Regions from separate parts of the Homo sapiens genome. Here regions 1 and 3 are each linked to region 2. The links are chromatin contacts, found by Hi-C in ENCODE. All regions are on one chromosome and are shown on one strand. The core of a region is the stretch at or near the end of the contact, and the rest is flanking DNA. Distances in the headings are between cores, read along the strand shown.

What was found. Hi-C counts contacts between places; a loop is a spot of excess contacts on that map. Pooled maps may share reads with other maps.
Region 1: a map with no recorded cell type shows a loop between it and region 2 (9-fold over the local background). The contact joins two enhancer-like sites. A Hi-C loop is called at or near these places in 4 of 37 single-sample maps with no recorded cell type and 3 of 50 pooled maps.
Region 3: a map with no recorded cell type shows a loop between it and region 2 (10-fold over the local background). The contact joins two enhancer-like sites. A Hi-C loop is called at or near these places in 3 of 37 single-sample maps with no recorded cell type and 4 of 50 pooled maps.

The regions. Positions count from the first base shown.
Region 1 is chr10:70,291,918-70,295,666 of GRCh38, reverse strand. No RefSeq gene overlaps it. Among named protein-coding and RNA genes, the nearest start is that of NPFFR1, 9.8 kb to the right of the region's middle. RefSeq lists an enhancer at 2,102-2,221. Within about 2 kb of position 2,331, at least 2 of the 41 ENCODE cell types and tissues checked have a DNase peak (open chromatin) inside an H3K27ac peak, as active enhancers do.
Region 2 is chr10:70,574,126-70,577,775 of GRCh38, reverse strand. No RefSeq gene overlaps it. Among named protein-coding and RNA genes, the nearest start is that of PRF1, 27 kb to the left of the region's middle. RefSeq lists an enhancer at 1,304-1,433. Within about 2 kb of position 1,360, at least 13 of the 41 ENCODE cell types and tissues checked have a DNase peak (open chromatin) inside an H3K27ac peak, as active enhancers do.
Region 3 is chr10:70,981,197-70,985,080 of GRCh38, reverse strand. All of the region lies in intron 1 of LOC105378350 (a long non-coding RNA gene), which reads right to left. Among named protein-coding and RNA genes, the nearest start is that of LINC02622, 44 kb to the right of the region's middle. RefSeq lists a silencer at 2,310-2,389 and enhancers at 3,116-3,615, 3,616-3,884. Within about 2 kb of position 2,465, at least 3 of the 41 ENCODE cell types and tissues checked have a DNase peak (open chromatin) inside an H3K27ac peak, as active enhancers do.

The sequences.
Region 1 (3,749 bases), core at 1,082-3,581, 280 kb after region 2:
AAGATTGACAGTTCCCCGCTCCCTCCATCTTCATAGTTCAGGAATCTACAAAGGCTCTGTCTCAGGCCTTTGAGGATGATGAAGTACTCAAGGCGTTGGCTGGGAGCCAACTGGAGCCCTTGCTACCCTATGTGTGTACATTCAAGTTCATGCCAGCAGAAGCACCTGGGAACCCTGCTTCCTGTAGCTGGGAAGCACTTAAGTTGGGGTGCCCTCCAGGGTGGACTCTGCAGGACTACCCCAGTGCATGACTGCAGGGGGTGTCACTCACAATGCAGTCTCAGTAACTGGCACCATTTGCATAGAAAACTGTGAATGGGCCACCTGGCGCTGTGCTAGGGCTGGTGCTGCATCTATGGACTATTTCCAAGAGAACCAATCACGGGAGCTTTCTCAAATGTAGATTACCAGACCTATATGAGCCCCATTAAACCAGACTCTGGAATAGGACTCATACCTCTGCACCTTAAAAGGTCCCTATTCATCCTTCACACAGCGCGCAGAGGATCCTTCTAAATCCCAACTCTCTCATCTGCTCCGAGCCCTGCCATGGCTCTCCACTTATTTCAGTATAAAAGCCCAGGCCTTACCATGGTCTTCGAGTTCTGGAATCACCCGCCCTCTGTTACTTCTGTGGTCTCTTTCGTACTCCAGACACACTGGCTTCCAGCTGGTCCTCCAACACCCCACATGTGTTCACTTCTCAGGGCCTTCGCATTTGCTCCCCACAGCCCTCACACACCCACCAAGATATTCCCATGGCCAACTCCCTTATTTCCTTCAAGTCTACTCAAATCGAGGTCTACCCTAACCACCCTACTGCAGCCTGCCCCGTTGCACTTCTGTCACTTTTATCTCCCTTAACCTGCTCACCTTTTCCTTTATCTATAGTGCTTCTCCAATATACGCTATAATTTACTTATATCTATGGCTTCTTGTCTGTCTACTCTCGCTAGAATAAAATTCCTATGAAGGAAGGATCTTTGTCCTTCTTAGTCTCTGCTGTGTCTCCAGCACCTGGAGTGATGCCTGGCTCATAGTGGGTACACATGTATGTTTACTGAATGACTGAATGGACAGGTGGTTGATATGCACTGATGCTTGGGGGCCTCTGCTTGTGAGAGAACTGCCGTGTGATATCCACTTACCAGCCCAAGTTCAGGTACCATATTAAATACCTGTGCTCACCAGCAGAGTTTGCTTCCAAAGGACTGAAAAACACCAGGAAGTCTTCCTCACTTTGGTCTTTCCAGACACTCACAAGCCATGGTATTGTGGCTGGGGCTTTTCCTAAGTGGGGTGGCCAGGAGTCAGTGTACATGAGCTAAGAGAGAACAGTCAGTCCCCAGTGCTGTCCCTTAGCCTGCCACTGTGCCTGAAAGCCCACCAGGATGAGACTGCTGCTGTTGATGAGGCATTGCCCTGTCCATATGATCTTATTTTAACCCCTGCCAGGATTCAGAAGGGAATTCCTAGTGGACCAGGCCCTCGCTACTCAAAGTGTGGACCTCAGACGATCAGCATCAACAGCACTTGGGAGTGTGTTAGAACTGTAGTGTCAGCCGGGCGCGGTGGCTCACGCCTGTAATCCCAGCACTTTGGGAGGCTGAGGCAGGTGGATCACTTGAGGTCAGGAGTTCGAGACCAGCCTGGCCAACATGGCGAAACCCTGTCTCTACTAAAAATACAAAAATTAGCCGAGCATGGTGGTGTGAGCCTGTAATCCCAGCTACTTGGGAGGCTGAGGCAGGAGAATTGCTTGAACCCGGGAGATGGAGGTGCAGTGAGCTAAGATTACGCCATTGCACTCCAGCCCAGGAAACAGGAGCGAAACTCCATCTCAAAAAAAAAAAAGAAAGAAAAAAGAAAAGAACTGTATTGTCTAGGTCTCTCCCCAGGCCTATTGAATCAGAATCTGCATTTTAACAGGATTCCCATGTGATTTGTGGGCATGAATGTCCTGCCAGCTGATAAAGTCAACTTGGGGTTATTTTTTTCTGCCGGACAGGAATCCATAAGTTAACAAGTAACCTCACAGAGTCTGTGCCTTTAATTAATAGTAACTAACAAAGTTACAGTGGTACATTCTCACAGGCAGGCCTGTTGAACAATGCAGTTATCATCTTTGTCTCTTTTCTAGATTTTGGGTCATATTTCCTTGTAACAGATTCCCCTGGGAGGGTATCTTGAGCGTTAACATTCCTGGGACCAAATTTATCAGCTGCTCCGTGTTTCTCTTAGAGAAAGGCAAGAGCCACCCAAAGCTTGACGTGAAAGGAAAAAACCAGAGGTGTCAAAAAAGAGTAGAGGAAGTGAAAAGCATCACCAGCAGCTCACCAGGTGTCTGTGACCACACTAAGTGCTCTCCACTTCTCACCTCGTTTAACCCCCACAGCAACACAGGAGGCAGCTACTATTATTTCAATTATATAGATGAAGAATCTGGGGAGAGGAGATGTTCAGCCTGGCCAAGATCGACATTAGTCGAGGCTGGTGGCTGGGGGCACAATTCAGATTCAATTCAGATCCAAATCCAGCCTTTTTTTTTTAAGAGACGGGGTCTCATTGTGTTGCCCAGGCTAGAGTATAGTGGCACAATCTCACTGCATCCTTGAATTCCTGGGCCCAAGCGATCCTCCTGCTTCAGCCTCCTCAGTAGCTGGGATTACAGGCACGTGCCACCATCCGCAGCTAACTTTTAAATTTTTTCGTAGAGATGGAGTCTTGCTATGTTGTCCAGGCTGGTCTCAAACTCCTGGCCTGAAGAGATCCTCCTGCCTCAGCTTCCAAAGCACTGGGATTACAGGTGTAAGCCACCATGCCCAGCCTCAAATCCAGAGCAGAGTCCATGTCTTGTAGAATTGGTGTCCAGGGCCCAAGAAATGGTTTACAGAAGGCCCCATCTAAGCTGGAGGAGGCCCCAGGGCTGCCCCAGCTATCCCCGATAACTGCCCACCTCTTCCCAAGAGGCTTCACCACTTTCCCACCACCTTGTAGAGATGTGTTTTTCCTGATATAGTGGCCTGAATCCTTCTTGACCTAGTAGTGCTCACCCAAAAAGCTCTCATTGCACCCAGGGTGCAGAACCTAAGACAGCTGGAGTTCCTCAGGGCATCCCAGTCCACCCTAGGAAGACTCCCTGCATGCAGATTCTCCAGAGGAGAAGGTGAGCTGTCAGAGGGGAAAAGTTCTGATCCAAACCTCTTCTGCTTCGTAGATGGGAACCCCAAGTTCTAGAGGGAATGTTCCACAGCGTTCAAGAGCAAGTGGAGCAACCCACCCAAGGATGTGCAGGGAGTTGGTGGAACCCAGACGAATGCCCAGGTTTCCTGGCTGCATGCTCTGGGTTCTTTCTGTGGCCCTCACTGGGCGCTGGGGTTTGGGAGCTCCTCTACGTGGCACTCCTGGCATCTCCTCTGTGGCCACTGCTGCCCCGGCTGTGCTGTGGAAGTGAATCAGCCATTGGAAACCTCACTTGTCATTTATTAATGCAGATAATGATGCTGACCTGCTTCCCTAGGGAGAGCTGATTAATAAGCATTTTACAACCTTTTGAAGCAACTGCTCCTCCGAGGCTGGTTAAGGAGATGGAGGGATGCCTCCTGGCTCCTAGGAAGGGACCCCACTGCTGCCTAGGTCTCAGCCTCTCTGCAGCTCCCCTGGCCTTGCTTTTCAAGGGGACAGTCCCTCCTTTCACACCACCATAAACAAACACACTGAAAATGCTGGGGATGTGCTGGGGGTCTGAC
Region 2 (3,650 bases), core at 111-2,610:
ACTCTAGCCTGGGTGATAAAGTAAGACCCTGACCCAGAAGCAGCATAGAATTTAAAAAAGAAAAAGAAAAGAAAAGAAAGAGAAAGGGAGAAAGGGAGAAGAAAAGGAGAAAGGCAGAAAGAAAGAAAAAGAGAGAGAGAGAAAGAAAGAAAAAGAGAGAGAGAGAAAGAAAGAAAGAAAGAAAGAAAGAAAGAAAGAAAGAAAGAAAGAAAGAGAGAAAGAGAGAGAGGGAGGGAGAGAGGAAGGAAGCGAGGAAGGAAGCGAGGAAGGGAGGGAGTGAGGGAAAGAGAAGGAGAAAGAGAAAGAGAAAGAAAGAGGAAGGAAGGAAGGAAAGAATGAAAGAAAGAAAAGAAAGAAAGAAGGAAGGAAAGAAAGAAAGAAAAGGAAGAAAGAAGAAAGAACAAAAAGAAAAAAGGAAGAGAAAGAATGAAAGAAAGAAAAAGAGGAGGAAAGAAGGAAGGAAACAATGAAAGAAGGAAGGAAGGAAAGAAAAGAAAGAAAGAAAAGGAAGAAAGAAGAACAAAAAGAAAGAAAGAATGAATGAAAGAAAGAAAGAGAGAGGAAGGAAGGAGAGAAAGAGAGAGAAAGAAAGAAAGAAGGAAAGGAAGGAAGACAAACGCCCAAACAAAAAAGTCAGCAAAGGACATAAACAATTCATAACAGAAAAAAAAATGGCCAAAACACATGAAAAAAATCCAACTTCACTATTAGTTAAAAAGAAATAAAATTGAACAAATATGAGATTCCATTCTGAGTCATAAAACTGTGGGCAGTGCTAGCAAGGCTGGGAAAGAGCATGCCCACTCACTGCTATCTGAGACTCTGAAACAGGGCATTTCTAAAGGACAAACTGAAGGTACACATGGAAAGCCTTCAAAATGAAGCTTCCCTTTGTTTAGGAGATAACCAGAGGTTTGCACTTCCATCCACAGATTTGGAGGCACCAACCCAGATGGCTACAGCCTCCTCCATCCACAGGGAAGATTAAGCAACAGTTCCCTGACCCATGACCACCATCGTGGACAGGACCTGCCCCCTCTCTTGAGATGGCAGCATAGGGCAGGGCAAGAACCAGCTCTTAGTCTGCTGGAACTGTACCATGTGAAGCTGGAAACCAGGGTGGTCATTTTCACCAAGCAGTGCCACAGCAGTGCCGGCCTTCAGAGACAAAGCAGGTGCCCAGAGAGGCTGAGACAAGGCAGAGGGTGGGTTGTTCAAGTCTGTGCAAGAAAGCTATTTGGCGAAACACCTGTGAAGAACAAAGGAGGAAACAGAAGGCAACAGGAAGGGCCTTCAAACCACAGTGTGGCTCTAATACCCACAAAAAGAGAGAGGGAAAGAGCCAGAGAAATAAAATCCTAAGCCCCTCAACTGACCAAATGGACCACCTCTTGGCCTAGGGGACCCCCGAGAAACCTTAAAAATGGAGTTCCCGGACATGATGGAACAGGAGGTTGGACAGGCCTCATTATGCCCCCTCCCCCCCTAACCATTAGGCTTTCTTCTCTAAGGGTTAAACAGAAACCACTGCTTCACGCTGGTACCAACCAACTGCCTAACACAGCCCCTCCCCTTTTGCAGCTTGACACAGCAACCGCTAAGCAGTCCCTCCTGATAAAAAAAAAAAAAAACCCTGGCCACAGAGTGGTTCTGGCCAGTCTCCAGAAGCTGCACCCAGAGGGCCTTCGTGTCCTCTGCTTCCCGTTTTAATGTAGAGGGCCTAACTGTAATATGTTTAAATGTTAAGTCTCCACCCCAAAGTGAATCTGGGACACGTGTTACATACATGTTACCCTACTACGAATGCCCTTGCCTCCCCTTTGTGAATATTCATTGCTGCTCCTATAACCTGTTGAATATGTATATCTGGACACCCTATTCAGCGTAAATCCCTGTCTTATTCTCCCCACCTTCGAAGTGTCTGTTTCTGGCTTCTGGCCAGAGGCTACGTTTCCCAGCCTGTCAGAATGACCACCCAGCAGGTTGCAACCCTTTATGAGAAATAAAGCTCTCCTTTCCAAATGTGTATGAACCTCATCTTTCCTCAGTAGACACAACAAGCCTGACACTGCAGGATAGCTCTGGGCAACTCTTGGTCAGACCAATGGGGAGGCTCCCAGCCTCGCTGCAGGATGGAGGGGCAGACACAGCCAGCTCTATATCCCTGCCCTGCTCAGTCAGCAGCCTGTGGGTGGAGTGTGCTGGATGGGGGAGCAAGGCCTTGGCACGAACACTGTGTTGGATCCAGAGGTGCAATTGCTGGAAGGTGGTCCAACTGTTCTCTCTGCAGCAGCAGCAGGTTGTCCTGAGGGGAGAAGTGAGTGGTGCACCCCTATGGAGGACACAGAGGGAGCTTCCAGGACTCCCCGGGCAGCCTCCTAGTCCCAGTCCCTGCTGCATTCCTGCCATGGTCCTCTGCTGGTCATATATATATATATATATATATATATACACACACACATATATATATATATACACACACATATATATATATATACACACACATATATATATACATATATATATACACATATATATACATATATATATACACATATATATACATATATATATATACATATATATATATATATACACATATATATATATATATATATATATATTTTTTTTTTTTTTTTTTTTGAGATAGAGTCTCTCTCTTTCACCCAGGCTGGAGTGCAGTGGCGCGATCTTGGCTCACTGCAACCTCTGCTGCCTCAGCCTCCCGAGTAGCTGGGATTACAGGTGCCTGGCACTAATTTTTATATTTTTAGTGGAGACAGGGTTTCACCATCTTGGCCAGGTTGATCTTGAACTCCTGACCTCATGATCCACCCACCTCAGCCTCTCAAATTGCTGGGATTACAGGTGTGAGCCACCGTACCATGGAGTCATATTTTTTACACTCTCCCTCTTTGCTTAAGCTAGCTGGGGCTGTTTTCTGAAATATGTCACCCAAAGGAGTCTAATTATTACCTGTACAAAGATTTGTGTTTGAAGACATTATTTGAAGTATTGTTGTAAGTTTTAACATTAAAAACCCCAATGCAAGTCTATATATCCTGTTAGAGGTTTGAATTACACAGGTGTATGCATTTGTAAAAACTCATCAAATGGGCTGGGCGCGGTGGCATACGCCTGTAATCCCAGCACTTTGGGAGGCTGAGCTGGATGGATTATTTGAGGTCAGGAGTTCAAGACCAGCCTGGCCAACATGGTGAAAACCCACCTCTACTGAAAATACAAAAATTGTTAAGTAAGATTGGCTAGGTCCAGGTTCATTCTGCCTCTGCACAGTGAATAAATCATGATGACATGGGTTTTGCAAAAGAGAAAGATTTGCAAGGGCAATACATGAGGAGGTGGGAGAACAGCTCTCAAAACCACCCCCACCCGACCCTTGAGGATAAGGCTTAAGGATATTTACAGGTAAGGGAAGTGGGATGATCTAAATCATGGGGACAGGTGATTGGCAGTGGGAAAAAAATGAAGTGACAGGTTCCTCCTGAGCAAGGGTAGTCAGGCTTCACGGCACTTCACAGGGCACATGCAACAAAAATGGTGGCATTTGCATGATCTGAGGGTGTTGTCGTCGGCCCTCTGACTTCAAAAGGCCACCCCTTGGGCACTTGGGCAGTCTAGGGTGAAGG
Region 3 (3,884 bases), core at 1,216-3,715, 410 kb before region 2:
CCCAGGCCCTCCACTGCCTGGGACCAACAGCCTTCTAGACCCCCATGTGCCCAGCTGCTCTATGCTAAGAGCTTTAAGCACAGCCAGAGCAGCCTTCACAACCTGACTCATGCAGGCCACTGCCAGCCTATATGATCTGACAACACCAAAACTTCTGGGAGCCTCAGTTTCCTTGTTAAAGGGAATAATACTACCATGATGCCTGGTGTGGTTTGGATCTGTGTCCCCACTCAAATCTCATGTCGAAATGTAATCCCCAGTGCTGGAGGTAGGGCCTGGTGGGAGGTGATGGGATCATGGAGGCAGTTTCTCATGAATGGTTTAGCACCATCCTTCTTGGTGTTGTTGTGAGTTCTCATAAGATCTGGTTGTTTAAAAGTGTGTAGCACCTCCTCCCTTGCTCTGTCTTGCTCCTGCTCTCACCAAGTGAGACACCTTACTCCCCTTTTGCCTCCCACCATGATTGGAAAGCTTCCTGAGGCCTCCCCAGAAGCAGAAGCTGCTACGCTTCCTGGACAGCCTGCAGAACCATGTGCCAATTACCTCTTTTCTTTATAAATTACCCAGTCTCAGGTATTTCCTTATAGCAATGCAAGAACGGACTAATATAATGCCTTGTAGAGTTTGTGGTTGTAAGCAACAGAAAGCACCTCTAGCTAACTTAAGCAAAACAAGATCTCCTAAAAGCCTACAGGGAAATTTGGATGATCAACAGATTTCCAAGAAAATGTAAGAAACAGAAACCAGCAAACTAGCAATGACCTTGTGCCAGACAATGTGCATTCACTGCCACCACCCACTACCTAGGAAGTGTCCTAGGAGGATGGAGGGTGGCGGGACACAGAAGGAAGGGCAAGAGCTCCTTGGATGGGCCCCTCTACCAAGGCCATAGCTTCCACTGTGCGGCCGCTCCTACAGCTTTTCTCTACAGAGGTATGGCCATGCCTTCCCTTTGCCCCTCATATTGGGGTGGTGAGAGCTCCCACTGTTAGCCTCAGGGTACTGTATCACCCTTGATGGTTTTCCTTAGCCCTGCTCATACACTAATTCACTGTCCTCATCGAATTCTCCTCCAATAGCCCCTAGGAGTGTGCCACATGTTTCCTGCTGGAACCCCAGCACACAAAGGCTCCTACCAATGCTGTGATATCAACTCTACCCACTTCCGTCCATCCCAGCTTCACCTCCTGGGTATCCAAAGTCCTGGGAGGGTGTCTGATACCGGCTCACCTCCTGACTGTCCCTAGGGTGGGAAGAGGAAAGATCTGCCCCCGCTTAGTGTCTGACAATGAATACCTGGAATTGCCCTTCTCCCAAGGACTTGACATAATAAGGATGGGTTGGTGTCCTAGAGGGCCACCAGGAAGGGGGTTAGATGTCGAGCATTAAAACCTGCTCCTTTGTATTCTTTGCAATGGTAAACTAGTGTGTAGAAAATGCTTAGCCAGTGCCTGGTACACAGTCCGTGATCCCAGTAAATGATAGCTGCTGTTATTTGGCTTGTTCAGGTGGGATCCTGAACACAGTTTACCTTGATATCCTTAGATAAACTTTGTCCCTTGTGGCAGCCTAAGCAAGCCTCTGTCCCTTGCCACCCTGAGGCCCTGGCAGGCTCACTTTACAGCCTCTTCTCACCACATGTCATTGGCCCAGCACATGTGAGGAAGACAAGAGGCCTGTCTGTGTGCAGTATCCTCCCTTGTCTGGGTGTGGGCCACTTCTCAAGATGTTCTCCCATTTCACAAGCATTGATTGAGTGACTTCTGTGTACCAGGCTCTGTCCTGGGCACTAGGATAGGGCAGAGAGCAGGACTAACAGAGCTCCAGCCTGCAGACCAACAGACACTGGACATGTGGTCAGAGGAGGATGCATGACTTGGGAGGATGTCTGCCCTGTGACCTGAGGGAAGACTAAGAATTCAGGGCATGTCTGATGGCCCAAGTCATCCCGCTCTGAAGGTGTGTATTTCTCCAGCATTTCCTTTCTACTGTGTGCCCATCCTGTGCACACGGATGGGGCCAAAAAGTGTCCCAAACTCTGTTCCCAGCTGCTCATAATGGAGCCAGCTGAAGCCTGCTGACAGTCAGGGAGGGAGAAGCTAAGAGGATAGAACATGTCTGTGGGCTTCCTGGAGGAGGCTGAGGTTTGAAAGGTGATGAGAAGGGATTGGGGCAAAAACATTGCACTTGGTGCTGCCTGAGCCAACAGCCATTCCCTGTGACCGGGGGAATTCCCTGTGGGTTCTAGGAGCAAGACCTGGAAGGACTCTGGGGTGCTGGCCCCAGCAAGGGGCTGTCAGAGGCTGGGCACAGGCTTGACCAATACTGCCTGTACCACAGGCTGGAGTCCAGTAGACACTGCCTGGAACATGCCATGCCAAAGTTTGATTCGTGTTCTCTCTGAGTGCAGCACAGACCTAATCTTTGTCACGTGTGCATCTGCCGTGAATGTATGTTAGCTCCAGCCAGGCTTGTAAAACCAGAAAATTTCTAGGTTTCACTTTCAGTCCAGTCTTTAGCATGTTTTCTGATAGGTTCAAGTTATTTTCTCTTGCTAAAAATAATGTGCTTGGAAGCTTTTCTATTTAGGGCAGAGCCTCCAATGTGTAGTGTTTATGCCTGTTATATTTAGCTAAGGCATGTCAGGATTTGAGGCGACATGACATGTTCCCTCAAGGCAGAGCCTGAGGCAGGGATTCGAGGCACAAGATTTTCTGAAGGAGCAGCTTCTTCAGTAAAGCCCTCATGGGAGGGAGGTTGGGGAGCAGGATAGGAAGGGAAGGGAAGGTCTTAGGGAAGGCCTGGCCTTGACCCGACACACTGAGAGCCTTTAGAGAGTAAATCATGGCACAGTGAAGTTGTTCTGTTTACGGAAGGGGCCAAGTAGGCTGACAGCAGGAGAGACTGTCACCTTCGGCTGTTTGTGGGCAGCAGCTCTGGCCCCCAGGGAAGTCGCTGGAGTTGTAAGCGCTGGTCACCCAGCAGCAGCTGGGGAACGGGCCCATCTTCAGGCAAAGGGAGCCCTGGGTGAGGCCCAACAGCACCTTCTGCAGCATCTTCTCACCACACTGAGCCACTTTTATTATTTTCTTCCCATACACCTGAAAGATTGTATCAGTCTCTGCCTCTGCAGCTTTCCCCCAAAACAATTCCAGCCTCTATCTAGCCTGGAGCCGCACAGAGCAAAAGCATACAAAGCATGTGGAGAGAGAACGATGAATAGAAAATATGAGTGCACAGGACTGCTCCCTGAGTGCCCCCCAAGTACCTGACTCTATTGGCTTGACGTCCCTCCCTCCGCTGAGGGGCTGGTGGGGATGACCAGAGGGCCAGGGGGCAGAACTAGGCCTGGGGGCTCAGCCTAACTCAGTGACCACAGGATTCAGAGCAGGCCACCTCCCATCACTGGGGCTCACTTCCCTCCCTCAGAGAGTGGGTAAAAATTTCCCCAGCCCTGCCAGGAGGGGCCTGTGGGGTAATGGAGGAAGCAAAGACGCAGAGAGGAGGTGTGACTGGCCCATCCTCCACTGCAAGGAGGTGGGAGGAGAGGACAGGGCAGGCCCAGCCTCAGCCTGACCCGAGTCCTCCACAGGTGGCAGGCAGGCAGCCCCCCTGCAGCCCTGAGACTCCCTAAGGAGTCAGATAAAGTCCATAATAGGTGCTGAGGGCCTGTTGCCTTCTGGCTGGGCCTTGGCCCTGGAGCCACACCTGGTGCACTCTCCGCATCGGGCCACTCCTCTGGTCCTGCAGGGGCTGGGGAGGCAGGGATGCTGGGAACACCCTAGACAGCCCCAGCCACAGCATCACCCACAGCTGCATTCTCCCTCTGTGTGTAGGCAATGCTAAGCCCAGCCCCGGGCAGGCAGAGATGACCCAAAGGGATA